2 separate regions of the Homo sapiens genome follow, and region 1 is linked to region 2. Evidence: chromatin contacts called from ENCODE POLR2A ChIA-PET data. All regions are on one chromosome and are shown on one strand. The core of a region is the stretch at or near the end of the contact, and the rest is flanking DNA. Distances in the headings are between cores, read along the strand shown. Region 1 has its middle 16 kb from the start of SNORD12. Region 2 overlaps NCOA3 (nuclear receptor coactivator 3).

Region 1 (5,384 bases), core at 2,371-4,870, 1.7 Mb after region 2:
TGTGGTCCTGTGATCTCGCCCTGCCTCCACTTGCCTTGTGATATTCTATTACCCTGTTAAGTACTTGATGTCTGTCACCCACGCCTATTCACACACTCCCTCCCCTTTTGAAAATCCCTAACAAAAACTTGGCTGGTTTTTGTGGCTTGTGGGGCATCACGGATCCTACCAACGTGTGATATCACCCCCGGACGCCCAGCTTTAAAATTTCTCTCTTTTGTACTCTGTCCCTTTATTTCTCAAGCCAGCTGATGCTTAGGAAAATAGAAAAGAACCTACGTGATTATCAGGGCAGGTCCCCCGATAAGTAATAGTCATCTTCATCCGAGTGAAAAGGAATAAACTAGTGATTGTGCAACAACTTGGATGAACCCCAGAGATGCGATGCTGACTGAGGGAAGCCAGCCTCAAATGGTTACATGCTGTGTGATTCCATTTATTTGACATTCTGGAAAAGACAAAGGTATGATGAAGGGAAGAGATGATGGTGTTGCCAGAAGTTAGGATGGGTGGCGGATGTGGATGTAAAGGGATCGCACAAGGAAGTGTTTGGGGTGTCATGATTGCCGTAGTGGTTATATGAATGTACTGGGCCAGGCATGGTGGCTCACGCCTGTAATCCCAGCACTTTGGGAGGCCCAGGTGGGTGGATCACCTGAGGTTAGGAATTTGAGACCACCCCGGCCAACATCGTGAAACCCCATCTCTCCATCTCTACTAAAAATACAAAAATTAGCTAGGCGTGGTGGCGCGTGCCTGTAATCCCAGCTACTTGGGAGGCTGAGGCAGGAGAATCACTTGAACCTGGAAGGTGGAGGCTGCAGTGAGCTGAGATCGCACCATTGCACTCCAGCCTGGGCAATAGAGTGAGACTCCGTCTCGAAACAAAACAAAAACCCAGATTTATAGAACTGTACAGCAAAATAAAAAAATAGTTTTATTGTATGACAATTTTTTTATTATTTATTTTTGAGACAGGGTCTTGCTCTGTCACCCAGGCTGGAGTGCAATGGTGCGATCTTAGCTCACTGCAGCCTCCACCTTCCGGGTTCAAGCAATCCTCCCACCTCAGCCTCCTGAGTAGCTGTGACTACAGGTGCGTGCTACCACACTCAGCTAATTTTTAAATTTTTTTAGAGATAGGGGTCTCACTATGTTGCTGGAGTTGATCTCAAACTCCTGGTCTCAAGTGATCCTCCTGCCTCACCCTCCGAAAGTGCTTTTTAAAAATGTTAAAAACAAACATAGGCTCTGGAGCTAGACTTGGGTTTAAATCCCGGCTCTGTTATGTATTAGCCATTGGCTCAATCTTCTTTTTCTTTTCCTAGATTTTGCCTGCCTGAGCTCCTCTAGTAGTGGCCACAATTGCCAGAGAAGATAGAGCAGGTCTCTCCCAGGACTTGCAGCTCCAGCCTGTGTCTGCAAGGGGTGTTGTAGCGACTGATTTCTCCAGCCCATGGCAAGAGGCCTTCATCTTGTGCCTGGAAAGAGGGAAGTACAAGTCCGTCTGGCAGAGATGGTGCAGATGGGCAAGTTTTTCAGACACTGCAGCCAGCACTTCTGGGACCGCAGCAGTGGAGCCTGCAGAGGGCCGGTTCTCCAGGCATGGGCTACTGACATTGTCACTTCCAGACTCCTTATGCAATAAACAACCCCTAAACAGATTTATTCACAATTTCTCCATCCTAACAAGTCAGTGATCAGTTTTCACTTTTCCACATTCCCTTCTGTCCCCATTATGTTCCCATAGTGGGGCAGCTTCTACCTGCATGGTTGGAGCTTCCCATTTTTAAAGAGGCAAGAAATCCTTTAAAGTTCTTTGAAATGTTTGTAGCCTGTTCCAATTTTATAAACTGTGAAGACTGAGCAACACACAATGCATGGGCCTCATATGGCCTGGAGGCCACCAGTTGGAGACCTCTGTAGCTTGAGCTGTGTCCCTTTCAGCACTGTTCTTGTCATTCCTGAGCTGGGATGCCCCCTGAAACATAGGATGCTCAGTTAAATTTGAATTTCTTTTTTTTTTTCCTTGAAATGGAGTGTCGCTCTGTCGCCAGGCTGGAGTGCTGTGGCGTGATCTCAGCTCACTGCAACCTCCACCTCCCTAGTTCAAGTGATTCTCCTGCCTCAGCCTCCCGAGTAGCTGGGATTACAGGCATGCACCACCACACCCAGCTAATTTTTGTATTTTTAGTAGAGACAGAGTTTCACCATGTTGGCCAGGATGGTCTTGATCTCCTAACCTCATGATCTGCCCGCCTCGGCCTCCCAAAGTGCTGTGATTACAGGTGTGAACCACTGCGCCCGGCCGATGGCAATCATTCTTTAAGATGCAGCCTCCGTGGACCTCGTACCTTCTCAGTAATTTCCATATTCTTTGCTGACTTGGGTTTTTCCTCCAAAATTGTCTGGGATAAATTGAGGTTTGTGGAGTTTCCTGATGGCTAGTTTCCAAACTGGCTTCAAAGCCTGGGCTTGTGGAATTGGCTGGGTCTGCGGCCAGCCTAACCCATCCTTCGGTCACAGTCTCCCATGGTCCTGATATTAATTCATCACAGGTCTGTTTAGAAGGTGGCAGAAACAGACGGTCTTGGGCTTATTTATATCTGTGGCTTTTTTTAAAAGACAGAAAAGGAGAAATCTGGATCCTTTCCTTGTCAGCCTCCTTTAACTAAATGGTCTTTTGCTAAAATAGACTGGCCCCACTGTGTGGGTAGGAAGGGTTGAGATGGGAGTGGGCCAAGTGAGTGAGAACTTTTTTTTTTTGCCTTGATGTTAAAATGGCAGCATGTGCAGTCTTCTGCCTCTGCCCAGGTTGACCTGATGTTTTTACAGGGAGAGAGGCTGCTTGTTGAGTGTGGTGGTATTTATCATAGTGTATGTTAGGCTGCCTCAAACATCCCTCGCTGTCGTACCTTTCAGCCAACTCTAATGTACCTCTCTCAGCCTGATTTCTCCCCACTTGAGTTATAATAACAACAACTGCCTTTTAAAAAATTTCCTACTGGGCTTCATGCTAGGTACTTTCCACGTTTTATTTTTATTTATTTATTTTTTGAGACAGAGTCTCACTCTGTCACCCACGCTGGAGTGCAGTGGTGTGATCGCAGCTCACTGCAGCCTCAAACTCCTGGGCTCAAGCGAGCCTCCTGCCTCAGCCTCCCGAATAGCTGGGACTACAGGTTTGTGCTACTGTGCCCGGCTAATTTTTCTATTTTTTTGTAGAGACAGTGTCTCCCTTTGTTTCCCAGGCTGATCTCTCCTGGGCTCAAGCGATCCTCCTGCCTCAACCTCCCAAAGTATTGGGATTACTGGTGTGAGCCACCATTATATGTTTTAAATAATTTATTCCTCACCTCAAGTGAGTGAGGTAACATCCCAGTTTTACAGACAAGGAAACAGATTGGGCAGGGGAAGTGACTTGCCTCAGATGCACAATAAATGGCTCTGCCAGTGTCTTCCTTAGCGCCTCCGATCCCCTTCTCACCCTTGTCCTCTCTGCTCCTCTCTGCTCAATGCTCCTGGGAGCGTGAACTGCATTAATGGCTCCTTGTCTGGTGGCCTCAAGGTTCCCCAGGAGGCAGGGAGGGTGAGGCTGAGATGTGTGCTCCCCTAAGGCACATGCCTCAGCCTGGCTGCCTCTGTCTAAGGCCACAGCCCCTCAAGTGCTTCCCCACCTGACTTTCTGGGCTCTGGTAACCGCTTCCTGCCTGCCCCATCAGGTGTAGGGGGTGCTTCATGGGTCAACATTAGCTTATGTGGTTTCCTTATATCCTGGGCGCACCTTTGTTAGTCTCAAATTACATTCTGCTTGAACTATTCTCTATCCAGTGGGTTGTGACTATCTAGAGGCAGAGTTGGGATTTGAACCCCAAGACTTCAAAATAAGCTCTGTGCAAATGGCCTCCCAGAGCTGCCTGCTGGTTTCTTCTGCGAGGCCTGGCTTCTCCATTTTGGCTTGGACCATGGCCTGCTGTCATTTCCACAACAGTTGCAGGAAGTTGCCAAATGCGTTTTCTGTGACTGCCAGGCTGGTGACCCTGTTAAAAACAAAGCAACAACAAAAAAAGCAATTTCTTCAATTAAAATTACAAAACAGAAAAAAAAAAAGATGTCACACTTGGGGGAAGCTGGTTGAAGTGTACTTGATATTCTACATACTATTTTCGCAGTTCTCTGTGAATCAATAGTTATTTCCAAATAAAATGTTAAAAAAAACTTTATTACTAAATCAGAAAAAAACAACAACAAACAACAACAAAAACCAAAGCAGAATATGTGGTGCACTGTTGAGGGAAGTACAGAAGGATAAAAACAAGAAAATACTGACACAACTCAGACTCCACTGTTGAACCTTATTTTATTTTATATACTTCTAGGTCTTTTTTTTTTTTTTTTTTGAGAAGAGTCTCAGCTCACTGCAACCTCTGCCTCCCAGGTTCAAGCGATTCTCCTGCCTCAGCCTCCCGAGTAGCTGGGATTACAGGTGCCTGCCACCATGCCTGGCTAATTTTTGTATTTTTAGTAGAGACGGGGTTTCACCATGTTGTGCAGGCTGGTCTCGAACTCCTGATTCAGGTGATTCGCCCGCCTCGGCCTCCCAAAGTGCTGGGATTACAGGTGTGAGCCACTGCGTCAGGCCACTTCTAGGTCTTTTTCTACATGTTTATATATACACTGTATGTATTCTTTACCAAAGTGGGATCATACCATAATGCTGTTTTTTTTTTGTTTTGTTTTGTTTTTTGTTTTTGTTTTTAAGACAGTCTTACTCTGTTTCCCAGGCTGGAATGCAGTGGTGTGATCTCGGCTCACTGCAATCTCTGCCTCCCAGGTTCAAGTGATTCTCCTGCCTCAGCCTCCCGAGTAGTTGGGACTACAGGTGCCCACCACCACGCCCAGCTAATTTTTGTATTTTTGGTAGGGACGGGGTTTTGCTGTGTTGGCCACACTGGTCTCGAATTCCCAACCTCATGTGATCCACCTGCCTTGGCCTCCCAAAGTGCTGGGATTCTAGGTGTAAGCCACCACGCCCGGCCTATAGTGCTGTTTTGTAACCTCTGTCAGTTAACCATCTCCATTTTTTCACATCAATAAATTTCCCATTTGTCCACAAAAGTCCTGTACAGCTGGCAGAGGATATGTGTGACTGGAGGCCATTAGGTCCTTCAGGTTCTTCCAGCCTAGCACCACCCTTTCTTCCCCTTTACCATAGGGGCTTGTCCTAGAGAACGTCTCACCTTCTGGATTCATCTGAGTGTTGCCTTCTGGGGGTGTCACTTCATTTGTTCCTCTGTATCCTGCATCCCCTGTAAATTGGAGAGTCAATCTAAAGTTTTGATAAGATCAAGTTAAATATTTTGGCAAGAAAGCGTCATACATGA
Region 2 (5,466 bases), core at 2,197-4,696:
AGGCAACTTTTAGGCATGAAAACAGGAATGTTTGTTCTCATTTAGGGTCATGGGTTTTCAGGCTTGAGTGGGGCCTTTGCCAGGGAACTGCCTTCTTCTACCCAGTATTTCCCTGTCTCCTGTCTGTATCAGTAATATAGGAATTAGAAAACACAAATATCTTTTTTTGTAAACTAGGTTGTAGATCTGTTTGTAGTTAAGAGGCCAAATTCCATTTTTCTTAATTACCTTGATTCTGTCTGTAAATGGTACAGTTCTTGAGGGAGCCATTTTTCGAGAGCCTACCATTTGCCAGACATCACTGAGGTTTTGTTTTACCTGTGGTTTTTAATCCTCTCAACAACTTTGTAAAGGTGATGGATGTGCATTTTAGAGAAGATGAAATTGAGCTTCAGAGATGTAAATTTGGTAAGGTCATGCTGAGCTCAAATCAGCTGTTAAGTCTGTGTTCTTTTCCCCTCTTCACTATGCTTCATTTAAGTTGGATTCGTTGTTTTCTTGTTCACTAATGATGTGTGCTTGTGTGTCCAGTTTAGGAATTAACCTTGTCTATTGATTCTTGGTTTCAGACAAGTATCCCATGTCTGTCTAGAGTTTGGCTGTGGATAATTGATGATACTATCTTTTCAAATTATTTATAATTCGTGAAAGCTTATAGTTCTTTTAACATCCATTTATTCTTCTGTTTCTTTTTATCATTCGTAATGGCTTTCAATTATTATTTTAAAAATCGAGATGGGAGCTTGCTATGTTGCCCAGGCTGGTCTCAAACTCCTGGGCTCAAGTGAGCCTCCCACCTCAGCTTTCCAAAGTGCTGGCAATGTAGGCTTGAGCCACTGTGCCTGGCCAATTCTTTATCTCATTAAGGATCATAAACATTTATTTTAAACCAATTTCAAGATTTTTATTAAGCATTGAATTCATCTTTTGATATTGATGAATTTCTTGACTATCTTCCTTAGTTCAGTTATTTTTTATTTTTATTTATTTTTTTTGAGGTGGGGTCTTGCTCTGTCACTCAGGCTGGAGTGCAGTGGCGAGATCTCGGCTCACTGCAACCTTCACCTCCAAGGTTCAAGTGATTCTCCTGCCCTCAGCCTCCTGAGTAGCTGGGACTACAGGCGCATGCCACTACCCCCGGCCAATCTTTGTATTTTTAGTAGAGACAGTGTTTCACCATGTTGGCCAGGATGGTCTCGATCTCTTGACCTCGTGATCCGCCCGCCTTGGCCTCCCAAAGTGCTGGGATAATAGGCGTGAGCCACCACGCCTGGCCCATTAGTTCACTTTTTAAATACACTTTAGGATTTTAGTTTATGGTTTATATGCTGAGTGGGAAATAATTTTTTTCCCTTTATTTTGGTGTTCTTTTCTGTATGTCTCCCTGCCACCTATACCTCTGTTTTTGTTGCCTTCATACATTTACACCATGCTTTCAGTCTAGATCTAGGATTCTAATTCTGAGATATTATTGCAATGTTGGTGATATGCATTACTTAGGTTTTGTTTGTGTGTGTGTGTGTATGAGACATATATATATTATTATTATGTATATATTACCTTTTATTTATTTAGAGTACCTTTTATTTCCTCTACAACTGCCTGTGGCAGTTTGAAATAATAACTTTAGCTATTGATAATACCTTTTTTCACCTTCCTTTCATGAGTTTTTTGTTTGGTTTCTACCTATGAGATTTTTTCGTTTTACCTGTGAGCCTTGCTTTTGGTTTTCTTATCTTGTGCATGATTTCATTTCCTGACTGCCTTTGCTTGTTTCTTGTCCTGGAGCTCAGTTGGGTTCATGGAGTTATTAATTTATTGCTTTATATTTCCCCTCTGTCATGGTCCACAAATATATTTGTCATGTTTGAGCGTAACTGTGTCTTTTGAAGTTAATACAAAATTCGTATTTTATCTGTCATTATTATATTTGGAGCAATGGGATAAGGTGGTGTTGATTGATAGCAGCATTTCTCTGTTATCCTTTCAGGAAGTCTCCATGTTCTTTTGATCTCACAACATGGCTTGTTTATATAGGCCTGCAGATAGTAGATACTAAAGCATCTGTTTATTTACTTACTTATCTGCTTACTTGCTTTATTTACTTACCACCACCCCTGACTAATTTTTTTGTATTTTGTAGAGACAGTGTCCTGCCACATTGCCCAGGCTGGTCTTGAACTTCTGGCAAGTGACCCTCTACTGTAGCCTCCCAAAGTATTGGGATTATAGGCATGAGCCACTGCTCCTGGCCCTAAAACATTTATTACATGAACGTGGGGTATCTTGGAGAAGCCAGACCCAGTTTCAGGCTCTCAGCCCCAACCTTAATCTAATATAGTGGCTCTCAACGTGTGGTGCGTGGACTCCCGGTAGTCTCTGAGAACCTTTTAAGGGTTCTACATGGTTAAGACTATTCTCATAATAATGCTAATGTGTTATTTGCTATTTTCATCCCGTTGGTGTTTGCACCGATGGTGGAAATGCGGTGATGCATAAAATTGCTGACACCTTACCATGAATTAAGGCAGTGGCGCCAGACTCCGCTCCTAGGTAGACATTGCATTCTTCACTGCCAGGAGCTCATAAAGAAAAAAAAAAATCAGTTTTCCACTGAGGATTGTCCATGATGAAGCAGCAACACTACACCTGGCCCTCATTCCCTTTTTTCCTTAAGTACCTTTCACTGTACCCTTAAGTACTGTCGTTTTAATGTTCTGTGTGATGAGAATGGAAAATGTGCACAAAGACTTCTGCCTGCCAAAGTATGATGGCTGTCTCCGGGAAAAGCACTTGCGCAGTTTGCGTTGTGAACTGAAGTACCCACTTTTTTCATGGAACACCATTTTTACTTGGATGAGTGACAAACCATGGCTATTGAGTCTTGGTTATTTGGAGACTGTCTTCAAATTGAGTGAGGTGAACCTGTCACTACAGGGAAAACATCTGACTGTATTGGTTGACAGTGATAAAATTTGAGCTTCAAGTGAAATTATAAGTAAGTAAACTTGAATCGGCCACCATGAGCATAACAGCCTTTTATTACTTTCCTGATGAGATGGGTGGTGACATTAATGAATGTGGGTTAAAAAAATTGTGTAATGAAATGTACCAGCATTTGAAAGATCTACTTTAACTCAGTGAACCAGTATTATCTAAATGACCCGGTGTTTGATTATACAGTGATGCATGGGTTAAAGATCTGTTCAGAGTGCAAGTTAGATCCAATGCATTTTAATGAGACAGCATGAAAATTCATTTATATGGTTTCAGATTCCACTTTGCAACTGTAGGAGACTAGAATATACCACCCTAAAATATGCCTGTTTGGTGTAAGGATTATTTTGAGAAGCAGACACAGGAGAAGTTCTGAAAACAGAGTAGAAGTTACCCTTTTGTAAGGGAAAATTTATATCTATAAAGGAAATCTCCCTTGTAAGGGTGTCTTCCTCATTACCAGGAAAAGGATGACTCAATCACTAGAAACTTACTAATGGAGAAGGCATAGACTTAAATCTGTATAACAAGCCTTACTGTTGTTTACCATGCTTTTCTTGGTCACCTCTCCATAACTATTGCTCCCTAGCCCCTGTGCCCTTCTTTATTTGTTTCAGCTGAAGATGATATTTAAGTCTGAATTCTAAGCCACCTCTTAGAAATGAAAAGATTTACTCATTTCTCTGGGTATCTCTCATGGATACATGAGATATATTTATTATATTTCTGATTTTCTCTTGTTAATTTGTCTTTTGTTAAGGGGTCTGACCCAACTTAGAACTCAGATAGGGTAGAGGAAAAATTATTTTTTTCTCTCCTATAAAACTCACCTTTAAGAAATTACCAGTTGTTTTAGTGTAATATCAAGAAATATCCATAATTATTTATAAAAGTTTATTAAAATAGTCCTTCCTTTTACAAGTACATGTCTTTGTGAGGCCAGATTTTCTTTATATCCTTAAATCAAGATAACATTGCACCGGATTGAATGCAGAAGTAAATAACTGTTTTCTATTAAGTCAGGTAATTATATGCAAATATATGTTTTTAATTATTTTATAATTCTCATTGTTTCAGAAGTTTTGTTTTTTGCAAAAATTGTTATTTATGTTAATATATGATGGGCTTTAAAAAGTGAATGAGGGCCAGGTATAGTGGCTCATGCCTGTAATCCCAGCACTTTAGGAGGCCAGGCAGGTATATCACCTGAGGTCAGGAGTTTGAGACTAGCCTGGCCAACATGGTGAAACCCTGTCTCTACTAAAAATACAAAAATTAGCCGGGCATGGTGGCGGGCACCTGTAATCCCAACTACTTGGGAGGCTGGGGCAGGAGAATCGCTCGAACTGGGGAGGTGGAGGTTGCAGTGAGTCAAGATTGCGGCATTGCACTCCAGCCCAGCCTGGGTGACAAGAGCAAAACTCCATCTCAAAAAACAAAACAAAACAAATAAACCAAAAAAGTGAATGAGTCCGGCTTGGTGGCTCATGCCTGTAATTCCAACACTTTGTGAGGCCGAGGTGGGAGAATTGCTTGAGCCTAGGAGTTGGAGACCAGCCTGGGAAACATAGCAAGACCTGGTCTGTACTAAAAATTAAAAAAATCAGCTGGGCATGGTGGCACATGCGTGTGGTTCCAGCTACTCGGGAGGCTGAGGTGGGAGGATCACTTCAGACCAGCAGATCGAGGCTACAGTGAGCCGTGATCACACCATTGCACTCCAGCCTGGGTGACAGAGCTGAGACCCTGTCTCCAAAAAAAAAAAAAAAAAAAAGGTGAATGTTTCTTAAGTTTTAATTTCTAATATGGTGAATACTGACATAACCCACATAGCAGAAGTTATTACAGGTTTCCAGTTTTTAAGAGGTAAAGGAATCCTGAGATCAAAAGGCTTGAAATCTAGTGAATTTGGTTGGAACTCTAGAAGCATTTGACTTAAACCTTTCACCTTGTTGTATTTGGTATCTTGTAGCACACCCAGTTCCTGCTACAGCTGCCTCTATTCTGTGCTGCTTAAATACGGAGGAGGTCTGAGCTAACCAATCTGAAGTTTGGCCAATTTCAGGGGCATTTAGTTGTTAACCTGAATCTACTTCTTTTATTAGTAAGAAACATATCTACTATAGAGATTTAGGACTTTGAACAGCTGTATAACATTATAGGATATGTCTGGTACTCAGTTGTTTCTGTTTCTGAATCACAAATCGGCCATTAATTTTAAATAAAGACGTTTTGTAGCATATAATACAATTTCTGATGATCTACTTACTAGTTTGTTAATTCCTCACACCGAGTCATCAGCTCCTTGAAGGCAAAAAAATTCCTGTTTTGATCAACAATTCATCTACCCCAAGCACTTAGCATAGGGGATACTATTTCCTTTTTCTATGTGGATGACACCCGATATGTTGAACAGTGACCACTCTTAAGATACTTGGTGAAGTAGGTTTTGGTTTTAACCAGTTTAGG

What was found. ChIA-PET counts read pairs that join two places held with the same protein, here RNA polymerase II (POLR2A).
Region 1: POLR2A ChIA-PET joins it to region 2 with 11 read pairs in activated CD4-positive, alpha-beta T cell. The contact joins two enhancer-like sites. POLR2A ChIA-PET finds 5 or more read pairs at or near these places in 2 of 52 experiments (WTC11 and activated CD4-positive, alpha-beta T cell).

What each region holds. Positions count from the first base shown.
Region 1 is chr20:49,294,075-49,299,458 of GRCh38, forward strand. No RefSeq gene overlaps it. Among named protein-coding and RNA genes, the nearest start is that of SNORD12, 16 kb to the left of the region's middle. RefSeq lists enhancers at 1-85, 86-1,019, 1,020-1,952, 3,053-3,615. Within about 2 kb of position 3,621, at least 6 of the 41 ENCODE cell types and tissues checked have a DNase peak (open chromatin) inside an H3K27ac peak, as active enhancers do.
Region 2 is chr20:47,603,890-47,609,355 of GRCh38, forward strand. The region is part of intron 2 of NCOA3 (nuclear receptor coactivator 3); the gene reads left to right. Among named protein-coding and RNA genes, the nearest start is that of NCOA3, 100 kb to the left of the region's middle. Within about 2 kb of position 3,447, at least 2 of the 41 ENCODE cell types and tissues checked have a DNase peak (open chromatin) inside an H3K27ac peak, as active enhancers do.